2 separate regions of the Homo sapiens genome follow, and region 1 is linked to region 2. The links are chromatin loops, found by intact Hi-C in ENCODE. Cell type or tissue: OCI-LY7. All regions are shown on one strand. Links, peaks and the distances in the headings refer to the core of each region. The heading gives the core; the rest is flanking DNA.

Region 1 (5,876 bases), core at 304-5,303, 120 kb before region 2:
AAGTTGAGTTTTGCACACATCGCCACTGCCTCCAGGGGCCCCATACTATCAGCTATGGTCAACCCCACCAAGTTCTTCAATGAGCCCTGGGGCCGCATCTCCATCCAGCTGTTTGCAGACAAGTTTCCAAAGACAGCAGAAAATGTTTGTGCTCTGAGCATTGGAGAGAAAGGATTTGGTTATAAGGGTTCCTGCTTTCACAGAATTATTCCGGGGTTTATGTGTCACGGTGGTGACTTCACACACCATAATGGCAGTGGTGGCAAGTACATCTATGGGGAGAAATTTGATGATGAGAACTTCATCCTGAAGCAGACAGGTTCTGGCATCTTGTCCAAGGAAAATGCTGGACCCAACACAAACGGTTCCCAGTTTTTCATCTGCAGTGCCAAGAGTGAGTGGTTGGATGGTGAGCATGTGTTCTTTGGCAAGGTGAAAGAAGGCATGAATATTGTGGAGGCCATGGAGGGTTTTGGGTCCAGGAATGGCAAGACCAGCAAGAAGATCACCATTGCTGACTGTTGACAACTCTAATAAGCTTGACTTGTGTTCGTTTTGTTTTGTTTTTGAGACAGTTTCACTCTTGCCATCCAGGGTGGAGTGCAATGTCACAATCTCAGCTCACTGCAACCTCTGCCTCCCAGGTTCAAGTGATTCTCCTGCCTCAGCCTCCTGAGTAGCTGGGATTACAGGTGAGCACCACCATGCCTGGCTAATTTTTGTATTTTTAGTAGAGACGGGGTTTCACCGTGTTGGCCAGGCTGGTCTTGAACTCCTGACCTCAGGTTATCCGCCCACCTTGGCTTCCCAAAGTGCTGGGATTACAGGCATGTGCCACTGTGCCCAGTCGACTTGTGTTTTATCTTAACCTCAAGACCATTCCTTCTCTAGCTCCGGAGAGCACTCCTCCACCCCATTTGCTCACAGTATCCTATAATCTTTGTGCTCTCACTGCAGTTCCCTTTGAGCTCCAAGTTTTCCTTATTCCCTTCCATGCCTAGCTGGATTGTAAAGTTTATGATTATGAAATAAAAACTAAATAACGACAACAAAAAATATGAGTTGATTTAAATAAAAATATTAAGTAAATATTAGTATAGGTGGCAAGCGGATATGGCAAAAAAAATCAATAAAATTTGAATGTGAATGGCTACAATTCAGGAAATATGGTTTTAATAAAAACAGATACAAGCTGTGGCACGTGCTTGTAGTCCCAGCTGACGCGCAGGAGGGAGGAGTGCTTGAGCCCGGAAGTTCAGGGCCAGCCTGGGCAACATAGTGAGACCTCGTCTCAACAACAAAAATGAAAAAAATCAACAACAACAGAAACACAGATACATCTAAAATTGCTCTGGATCTTTGGAACAGGTCTGCCCTGAAGTGGTGTTTTATGGGCCTGGGCACTCTGGCACAAGCCCTTTCTGGGCACAAGGCGAAGTTGATGAGACTCATGCTTACTGCCAGCTTGCTCCAGGCCACTTTCAGCCACCAGCACCATGGCCTTCTGCCTCCTTAGTCTCTGTACCTTCCCTGGGATTTCCCCCAGGCTTGACTCTTCTCCCAACTCCTCTGTGCATGGCCTGAACTTGCCCTTGCAACCTGGCATGGATCAAGCTGGCTTCCTAGTTTCTGCCCCCCAGCTCCATTCACCCTTGGGTACTGGCCTCGCTTCATCACCTCTTTCTGTTATCTACACCCTTTGCCACATCACTTTGCAGTGCCCTGTCAATGTGACTCTGGGCTGGCCATGAGACCTGTGTTGACCAACAGAACCAGGCTGAAGTGACAGTGCACCAGTTCCAGAGGCCCTGAGTGTCTCTATACCATCTTGTGCATTTCTGCCATCTCTAAGATAAGGACGAAATCAGCAGGTCCTAGGATGAGGGTAAAATATGTGGAGCAGAGTTGCCTCAGCCAAGCCTCCAACCTCCAGCAGCACTCCAGCCCTCCCACAAACTCATGAAAAATAAGACATTATTGTTTTTTTTCAGCCATTGAGCTTTGGAGTGTCCATGTATCGGTTAGCTATTGCTGCGTATTTGTTGCACAGCAATAGCTAACTGATACATGGACACAAAGCAGCAGCCCCTGGCCCCCACCCCTGTTCAGTGACTGCTGTACTCACACACAGAGTAGAAAATGCTTGCACAAGTGGGATCAAGCATTTTCCCACTTTCATAACCATGCCCCATGGCGTTGCCACTGATATTGCCCTGCCTAGCACTGGAAAGAGGAGGTAGTGAGGGCAAATGGAACCTCTTTTGCTCAGTCCAGGGAGCAATAGGCAGCTGTCACCCACAAACGACATGGCTCCCACAATCTACTTCCCAGATCATAGTCCTGCCTAGCTGGGACTGGAGGTAGGATACAAGTTAGAGGTGTATTCCAGCCCCAGGGTGCTGGGTGAGGCCTGGGGATGTGTCCCTGCCCACAAGATAGAACTGGAATCTTCACGTCCACCAGATTCTGGGCCTCTCTCCTATGTCACAGATGGGAATTCTTTCCACATTATTCCCAGTGGGTCTTCTCACTCTTTTCCAGGCTCCTTGGAGGTCACTGCCCTGATGACAACATGGTCTTCCCTTCAAGGAAGCCACGTTTCTAAGAGGGCTCTGGCATATGCATTGGTGAGTTGAAGCTTGACAGTGTTATAGCTTCTCTGCTGTTAGTGTGAGGTTTGAGGATTTTACTTTAACCACATGGATTAGTCAGAGAAACAGAATGAACAAGATACAGATGGCGCTGTAGACATAGCTATAGACCTGGAAGAGGGGCTTTATAATGGAGATTGGCCTGAGTGATTAGGAGCCTAAGAAGTCCCACAGTATGTCATCTGCAGGTTGAAGAGCCACGGAAGCTGATGGTATCATTCAGTTTGAGCCTGAAGTTCTGAGAACCAGGAGCTTCAACGTCCCAGGGCAGGAGAAGGTGGATGTCCCAGGTCCAGAAGAGAGTGAATTTGCTTTTCCTCTGTCTTTTTGTTCTATTTGGGCCCTCAGTGGATTGAATGTTGCCCACCTACATTGGTGAGGGCAGATGTTTTTTACTCGGTCTACTGATTCGAGTACCAATCTCTTTGAAAACACCCTCCCAGATGCACCCAGAAATAATGTTGCACCTGCTATCTGGGTATCCCTTAACCCAGTCAAGCTGACAGCTAAAAGTAACCATCACACCACACTTTCACAAACACCTGGGTGCTTGCGGACTCACCTTTTACAATGGTTTTACCAGCCTCCTCCACAAGCACAGGCAAAGTCAGTTTCAAGGACAGGAGCCCCCCATTGTTGCTCGGTGTACTGGCGATCTAAACAAACACGTGCATTATAGGGGGTTTCTGTCATTTTTTAGCCACCTCGCTTTCATCCCTGGTCCTCATGACCCCTTGATTTCTTTCTGAGGAATTCCCTCCCTCCCACTGTGAGAACAGAGGGGCCAGGCCCTCCGTCTGTCTCCCAGCTCTAGGAGAGCCAGGGGTTGAGCCCCAGGCCAGAGCTCAGCCAATCAGAGGCTGTCCTGTGAGCAAGTGATACCGGGACTGATGGGATGGCTGGAGTGTGTGTTGCACAGATGCAACAGCAGCACACTGACCAGACCATGCCCCTGTGAGAGCCGGGGTGGGGCTCCACTGCTCCCTAGGGCTCCCAGGAGCTCTGCCTGCCCTCAGCTTCCTGTCCAGGCTCTCTGAACCCCCTCTTATTATTTTGTTTAATTTTTAATTTTTTTTAGATGAAGTCTCCCTTTGTTGCCCAAGCTGGAGTGCAACAGTGTGATCTCGGTTCACTGCAACCTCCGCCTCCTGGATTCAAGTGGTTCTCCTGCCTCAGCCTCCCAGGTAGCTGGGATCACAGGCATGCACCACCACGCCCGGCTAATTTTTGTATTTTTGGTAGAGACGGGGTTTCACCATGTTGGCCAGGCTGGTCTCGAACTACTGACCTTAGGTGATCCCCCTGCCTTGGCCTCCCAAAGTGCTGGGATTACAGGCGTGAGCCACCACACCTTGCTGCACCCTCTCTTGTTGATCCTTCTTGCTTGGTTAGGCAGAGACAGCCTCCAATTCTTGCAGCTACAAGGCCCGCACATGAAGGACAAAATGTTTTGGTTAATAATGTCTTCATGTGTGTAAGTCCTGTTTTTGTTTTCCAGTTGAATTGAGAGTTCCTTTTGGGCAGGAACTCTTTTTTCCCTTTGTCCTGGGTCCGGTACTTGGCATGCAGTAGATTCTAGGGCAGAGCTGGAGGCAGGGGGAGGCTGCCTAGAGCCAGAGGGCTTGTGTGTGAGGTCCGCCCCTGCACTCACTCACTGGGGGACCTTGGCTGAGTCCCGCGGCATTTTCAGTCTAGACATTGCATCAATTAAACAGGTGTGATGCTTATAATGATCACCCTCCTTCTTGGCCTCAGGGCCTCTGTGAGGTTTTAATGAATGAAGGCTGAAGAAACTCCACAGAGATGGTGACTTTCCCCCAGCACAGCTCTTGCCCTCAAGGAAGAGACACTCGACCAAACAGGCAACTGGAAACAGGATGGCTTCGTGGGCGTGTGTGACTTACACAGGGCTGTGCACTCAGAAGAATCCCGTGACTGACTTAGGCTCTGCAGCTGCCATCTTGAAATTCTTAATAACTTTTGAATGGTGTTGGGGGTGGGGTTGGAGGGGATGGTCCACACTTTCATTTTGCACTGGGCACTACAAATTATGTGACCGGCTCTGATTAAAATGCTACAAGAACTAACATGAAACTGGACACAGAAACCAGACCCCAGAGCACATACCGTATGAGTCCATTGGTATGAAGTTTAAAAACAGATGGCACTAGTCCAAAGGATTGGAAGTTGGAATAGTGGTTACCAGGACTGGGGGGAGGAAGGGATGGTGGATGGTGAACAAAAGGACCTTGGAGGGCTCCTGGGGTTCTAGGAATCAATCTTCCTTCTTTCCTTCCTTCCTTCCTTCCTCTTTCTCTCTTTCTTTCTGTTTTTATTTCAATAGGTTTTTAAGGAACAGGTGGTGTTGGTTACATGAATAAGTTCTTTAGCAGTGATTTCTGATATTTTGGTGCACCCATTACCCGAATAAAAATCTTCTCTCTTTCTTCCTCTCTCCTTCCTTCCTTCCTTCCTTCCTTCCTTCCTTCCTTCCTTCCTTCCTTCCTACCTTCTTTCCTTCAACAGAATCTTATTCTGTTGCCCAGGCTGGAGTGCAGTGGTACAATTATAGCTTTTTGCAGCCTCAACCTCCTGGGCTCAAGTGATCTTCCTGCCCCAGCCTCCTGAGTAGCCAGGACTACAGGAATGTGCCAACATGCCTGGCTAATTTTAAAAAATTTTTTATAGAGAAGAGGTCTCACTATGTTGCCCAGACTAGACTTGAACTCCTTCCCTCAAGTGATCTTTCTGCATCAGTCTTCCAAAGTGCTGGGATTGCAGGCATGAGCCACCTCACCCAGCCTTAGAAATGTTCTGTTTCTTGACCTGAGAGCTGGATATACAGGATTGCTCACTTTGTGAAAATTCGCTAAGGATTTGTGCACTTTTCTGCATATGTGTTAAACTGCAGTACAAGGTTAAAAGAAAATGTGTGAAACGACCTATACATTGCAAAGGAAAGGCCAGGGTGTTGAGCTTGACCCACCTTGGGGATGCTCAGAGAAGGCTTCCCTGGAGAGGGGTCTGGGTCAGGTCCTGAAGGAGGAGCAAGGGATGGGGGTTGGGAAGTTTTGTGGCTCCCTACCAAGGGATGACGTGCCTGTCTGGCAGGAGCTAGGCTCATGCATGGCTCGGGAGAGCACCTGCTTGTACTGAGTCTGGCTCTGCCTGGGAGCTTGAGGATGCGAATGAATTGGAGACACAAAGACCAGCTTGTGGGGGCCG
Region 2 (5,876 bases), core at 415-5,414:
TCCCTTTCTTCCTAGTCTCAGGTATGTCTTTATCAGCAGCGTGAAAACAGACTAATACAAGACTCCACCCTTATCTAGAGCTCAGGCAGATAGGAACAAGTTTCCTTGCTGTGGTTCGTGTTTTTGACAGTGGGAACATTTGTTCTAGTCCAGCCGTTCACTCTGGCATTCTGGCAGCCTTTCCGGGGTCTGGTCTTCATGTATGATCTTAGTTCTACCATCTTGTTCGAGCTCAAGGACTTGCCGCTTATTTCCTGGTGCTTTTAAAACATAAATTTCTTGGCTAGGTCCCAGGACAGCTCTAACTTGATGCCAGTGGTTTTAGCTTTTTCTTTTCCTTCATTTTTAGCCACTGGTGATTTCTGTTACTTTCATGCAAGTAAGGCTCTGTATTTGAGAAGATATTTATTACATTTTATCCAGCATTTATAGCAGGAGAGTTGGTGGAGTACACTGTCTGTAGTGTTCCTAAGCAATTCCTTGGTCTGCTGTTCTGCTTTATAATGGCTTGAAACAGAACACTTAAGGCCAGCTTCAGTTTGTCCCATTGAAACTTTCATATAAAAAAGAAAGCTGTAATTTTAAGTTACAATTTATTTTTATTTTTATTTTTTTGGAGACGAAGTCTCACTCTGTTGCCCATGCTGGAGTGTAATGGCGCGATCTTGGCTCACTGCCGACCTCTGCCTCCCGGGTTCAAGTGATTCTTCTGCCTCAGCCTCCCGAGTAGTAGCTGGGATTACAGGCGTGCGCCATCATGCTTGGCTAAGTTTTGTATTTTTAGTAGAGACGGGGTTTCACCATGTTGGTCAGGCTGGTCTTGAACTCCTGACCTTAGGTGATCCACCCGCCTTGGCCTCCCAGAGTGCTGGGATTACAGGCATGAGCCACTGTGCCTGGCCTTAAGTTACAATTGAAAACTGTAAGGTACTGTGCTAAGAAGGCCTTCAAGTAACTGATCTTCATTGGGAAGGCAGGTTAAGTGTATAGGTCGAAGGAGAATACCAGAAGTGTTCCAGGAGCTGTACACTGAGAGTTATAACTTGGGAGTCATAGTATCTTCTTTGAGGTAAGAAAACTGGCAACTGCTTCACGTCAGAGGAGGTACTCTAGGTAGGGTTAAGGATCAAGTGGATTTCTAGGATGGAAAAAATTTGAGTGTTGGGGACAGAGATGATGAAATTGAAACCTACACGGGTTTTATTTATGCCGTGTTCGAGTAATAAGAACTCAGAGCCTATTATCAGTAAAATGTATTTTTGGAGATTACAGATATTTTCTTGGGCTCCAAGATTTTCTTGGTAATGTCTATTTGGGATCTTGGAAGCTAAACTGAGGGTAAGAATGGACTGTCAGTGATGATTTGTTGGTGAATCGTATTTGCAAAGAGGGAATGGTTCAGTCTGATAAGAATTGCAATAAAGACAAAAATGTTGTGGCTTAGGGCAGACTTGGCTATTCTAAGATACAGAGCGGTGTCTAGGCTAGATCCACCTGTAGTCACAAAGACGTAAGTTTAATTTTTTTACAGTTACTGGAAATCTTTCAAGGAGCACTTGTTAGGAGCTAATTGAGGTGCAACCAAAGAGCAGCACTCAGAACCTCTTCAGAAAAGTGAAGTTTGCAAATACTTGCTTGAAACTTGAATGTGCTTAAGAGCACGGAGCCGAATGTGACCTGTGCAGGTTTTCCACACGGCCAGGACTCAGACCTGTGTGTGTCTTCTGTGCGGTTGTTGCACACTCCAAATCTGGTCTGTGTGGGTTCCTTAATAAGAAAGTCGCTGTAGGAAAAGCTGTCCATGTTGGAACTATGCAAAAATCTCTGAGAATTGGAAAGTTTTCTGGAAATCTATTGATTTTTTTGAAAAGTAAGGAGGTCAGTTTCCAATAACGATGAAAGGGAAGAAAACCCAACCAATGAATCTATGATTACTACCACAGTGGGTGTTTAAAACAGAAATATTTTTGGAACATGACATTTTATGTTGCAATGGAATCAACTGATGAGGGCTTGGGATGGGGGATTCCCTGATGGTTAATATCAGATTGACTAGGGACATTCTTCCACGCCAGCCAATCTCAGGAACACGGGAAGACGTGAGGGCTCCACAGGGTTAAGTGTGGACTGCCCATGGAAGAGCTGAGGGTTTCCCTATAATTATTCTTCATACTCTTCATCTTGGTGATCATTAACTTGGCATCAGCACCCTTTGGGGGCTATTTGTCCATTTTCAGCTGTTTCCTCTTGAACTATAAAGGCTCTCTCAACTTTGAAATGTACTGACCAGGCCACACTAGTAAGTTGTGGAGCCTGAATATATGGCAGCTGATGAATACAATGATGATGGTAGACATAGCCTTCCTTACGACGGGAGCCGCGGAAACCATCAGTCAGTCGACACCTTTCTGGTAACCTGGGCGTGGTTCATTACCCAGGTGGCATTCTCTTGCTTTGGAAATTTAAAAAATGGCAGATTTCTGTGTCCTAATAGTGGCAAATGCAGCTGTTTTTGTTGTTCATTTTAGCAAACTAATGACTTCTGCAAAAAGACGAACCAAGATTAAAAGAAATCAGATGTGTGTATTTGGTATGCAATATTTTTGTATTACAAATAGCTACATTCTAACCCACATTAACCCCATGATATGTGAATTTTGCCAACTCCTGCTATGTCTTTTAAATCAAATCCGGTAAATCACTATGAATGTTCTAATTTCTAAACAAACTAGTCTTCCAGTAGAAGTGCTTTAACACTGTACTGCAAATTAGACAACCTAAGATAAATGGACCATCTTTGTTAATTGTGTAGTTTAATTGATCAAAACTACCAGATAGGATTTTTATAGTGATTTTGCTTAGTATCAAATTCTATACTATTAAATAGCTTGTGAGTCATATATTTGGGGTCATTAAGATATATGCTGTTATTTAGCGTCTGTTAACCTTATTAAGCACCTTCTTTTTGGTCTAGTTCATGTCACAATATGAAATTGCTTTTAATTGAGATGACCAACTTCCATTACATTGTTCAACCCCTGTACAAAGCACTTTTCATTTTTGCTCTATTGATCGAGCAGCAATTGACTTGAACTATATTCAGAACCTGGTGGGGGAAGATGGGAGAAGATTTCTTGAAATGTTCTTTTTGCTGGTGGTTTTTTTCTCTGCATACCCCGCTGTTTGCTTGTAACTAATTTTGCATGCCAGTAGGTAGCAGTGGTGAGCAGAGGCACAGACAGAAAGCTGCCAGTCAGCGATTATAAATTATTATTCATTTCTGTTATAGGTGGGGTGTGCAGTCAGTTACAGTAATAATTACCAGGACTAGAGGGTTTCCTAGGCAACCAATTTCCCCCCTCATTCATGCTGTTGCTGAGAGAGTTCCTGTAAAGCATGACATTGCTGTATTCTGAGGTTTGTTGCCCCCCTGCTGCTCCAGGTTTGAGGTTAGTTACAGCATCATAAGACGCTCTCAAGCATAGAGAACTCAGGCTGGGCTTAAAAAGCATGCCGGCAGCAGGGCCTCTCCGCTGCTGCTTCACTTTTAAGGGACAGGGTTCCAAAAATGCAAATCCTGCATCTTGCTTGGTAACAGGAAGATCTCTTTAAGTTGCAGAACCTTTTATTTTTTATTATTTTGAAGATAGTGGATCATTTCATTTTTATAGTTTTATTATTTGATAAAAACGTGCAGAGACAGACCTAAAACTAGACTTCTCCTTAGGATTTGAGTCTAATAAATCAGTGGGGAACTGTCACAGCTAATCATGGTTGTGTTTGTTGTTTATTCAGTTTTATGAAAATGGCTCATGAAGAGAAAGGCAGCACTCTTCCTGCAGCAGCAGAATTAGTCCTTTATGTAGTAGGAAAATAATGGAAACCACATCTATTATCCGGGATCTATACATGAATCATATTATCCTATATTTGGGGGCTCTCCAATCTTTCATTTTAATGAACTTAACATCAAGTGCTTTGCAGTGATAAAAAAGTAGTATTTGTTTGTGTCTGCTGTGAAAAAAGATAGGGGTTCATGTTTCAGTCTTACGTGGAGATGTGAAATGTTTATCCATTTACAAGGCAGAAGTCACAAACCCAGACACAAGGCATCCGATCTCGTCCTCTGCTAGATGATTACAGACATGTTCAGTGCCTCACATTGGACCTGTGTATTTATCACCGCAAGTTCTCAGCAGGATGTAAGTTGTCTTCGTCAGTGTTCTTGGTGGGGACACCACCAGCGCTAGGCATGACCGATGAGTTCCTTGTCTGTGAACCATGACTGGGCTCTTGGACTTCTGGAGCTGCTTATACTTCCTGCAGGTGCCTGCTGTGTATTCAAGGGTGTGGTGGGGAACCTGCAGTCAAGTTCCAGGAGCAGCGAGGCTGCATGCAGGCTGGCTTGGTCCTGCAAGAGGCCACTGCTAACAACTCTATGCCTTTAGCCTTCCCTGGGTTTCTGGAGGAAAGCTGCCTTCTGCCCTGGACCCAGCTCCATCCTGCTCCGGAAGTGGCCCTAGGGTCCAGCTGTGCTGGGCAGTGAGACCTGCCAGTCACCATTTGTCCAAAACGTCTCACTGAGAATTGGCTTCCCACTTGAGAAAATCTTGAGGTCTAGGCCAGGCGCGGTGGCTCATGCCTGTAATCCCAGCACTTTGGGAGGCCGAGGTGTTTGGGTTACTTGAGGTCAGGAGTTCAAGACCAGCCTGGCCAATATGGTGAAACCCCGTCTCTACTAAAAATACAAAAATTTAGCCGGGTGTGGTGGCGGGTGCCTGTAATCCCAGCTACTAGGGAGGCTGAGGCAGGAGAATTGCTTGAGCCTGGGAGGCAGAGTTTGTAGTGAGCTGAGATCGGGCCACTGCACTCCAGCCTGGGTGACAGAGTGAGACTCTGTCTCAAAAAACAAAACAAAACAAAAAAAGGAAATCTTGAGGTCCAGTTTCTTGAAAACATCTCAAAGGTACTAAACATAAGTGCTCAGTCACCCTGTTAGATGTGGGCTTATGGAGTGATTCATAAAAATGAAATATGGACTATGTTTTTGATATAGATACTGTAAAATGTAATTGGCTACATGAATCCATCAGGCTGGGTTCATCTGTAGTTTAGGTTTACTTTAAATTGCTTAATAATCTTTTTAAAAGTATTTATAAGCCAGAACTATGAGACTAGCACCTGCCAGCCCAAACAGTATTATCAGGGAATCCCAGTTTTTTTTTTTTTCCCCCTGAATCGTTTAACAGCCTAAGTAGTAGAGTGTCTCTTGAAACGTAGCAGTCTGCTATACTTCAGGTGGGGACTTCCACACAATTTAGCAAAGAAAATAATTTTTAAAAATGTTCCTATTGCATACTACTCTGTGGCATAAATTATTTAAATGCAGTGCTTAGCCAAACTAATGTTACAGATTAGATGATGAACTGATAACGTCATATACAGTAAGTTAAAGACATGCAATGAAGTCGTTATTTACTTATGGACAACTACCCTTGCAAAACAAAGTCAGGAAAAGTGGGTGATGTTCAAATGAGGCCATTTGAACTGTAGCTTCAAAATAATCCCCTTTAATTTCATTCTCTGCATCTCTAAATTCTGGAGAAAGAAGGAATGTCTTCATCATCAGAAGGACCAGTCTCCTGTTTATAAAATGATAAAGAAAGTTGGGCAGCTCCTCCATCATAAGCTTGCTCTTCTGGTTTTTTTTTTTTTCCTTTAAATAATTGAACTGTTACAGGAAACATTGTTAAAATCTTAAGGTTAGGGCATGCTTTCATTTTTTTTTGTCTAAAGATTACTCTGCACCCTAGACAAAGGAAATATTTAAACTGTTAAATTTGAACAAAGATACAGTCTGCATATGACTTCTCTGA

The links. Peaks named below come from ENCODE experiments on the same cell type or tissue, not always from the same donor. Only the 100,000 strongest peaks of a DNase experiment are listed, where the experiment ranks them.
Region 1: it touches region 2 in a loop (2.1-fold over the local background); 1 of 110 quality-filtered maps calls a loop at or near these places.

What each region holds. Positions count from the first base shown.
Region 1 is chr19:29,921,128-29,927,003 of GRCh38, forward strand. It overlaps the pseudogene PPIAP58 and a transcript of URI1 not described here. Among named protein-coding and RNA genes, the nearest start is that of URI1, 18 kb to the right of the region's middle. In OCI-LY7, for the core only: CTCF peaks have their summits at 2,742 and 2,943; DNase peaks (open chromatin) are centred at 2,754 and 3,134; H3K4me3 peaks cover 753 bases; H3K27ac peaks cover 1,413 bases.
Region 2 is chr19:30,043,398-30,049,273 of GRCh38, forward strand. No RefSeq gene overlaps it. Among named protein-coding and RNA genes, the nearest start is that of URI1, 100 kb to the left of the region's middle. RefSeq lists an enhancer at 3,128-3,207. In OCI-LY7, for the core only: CTCF peaks have their summits at 3,206 (motif pointing right) and 3,405; a DNase peak (open chromatin) is centred at 3,214.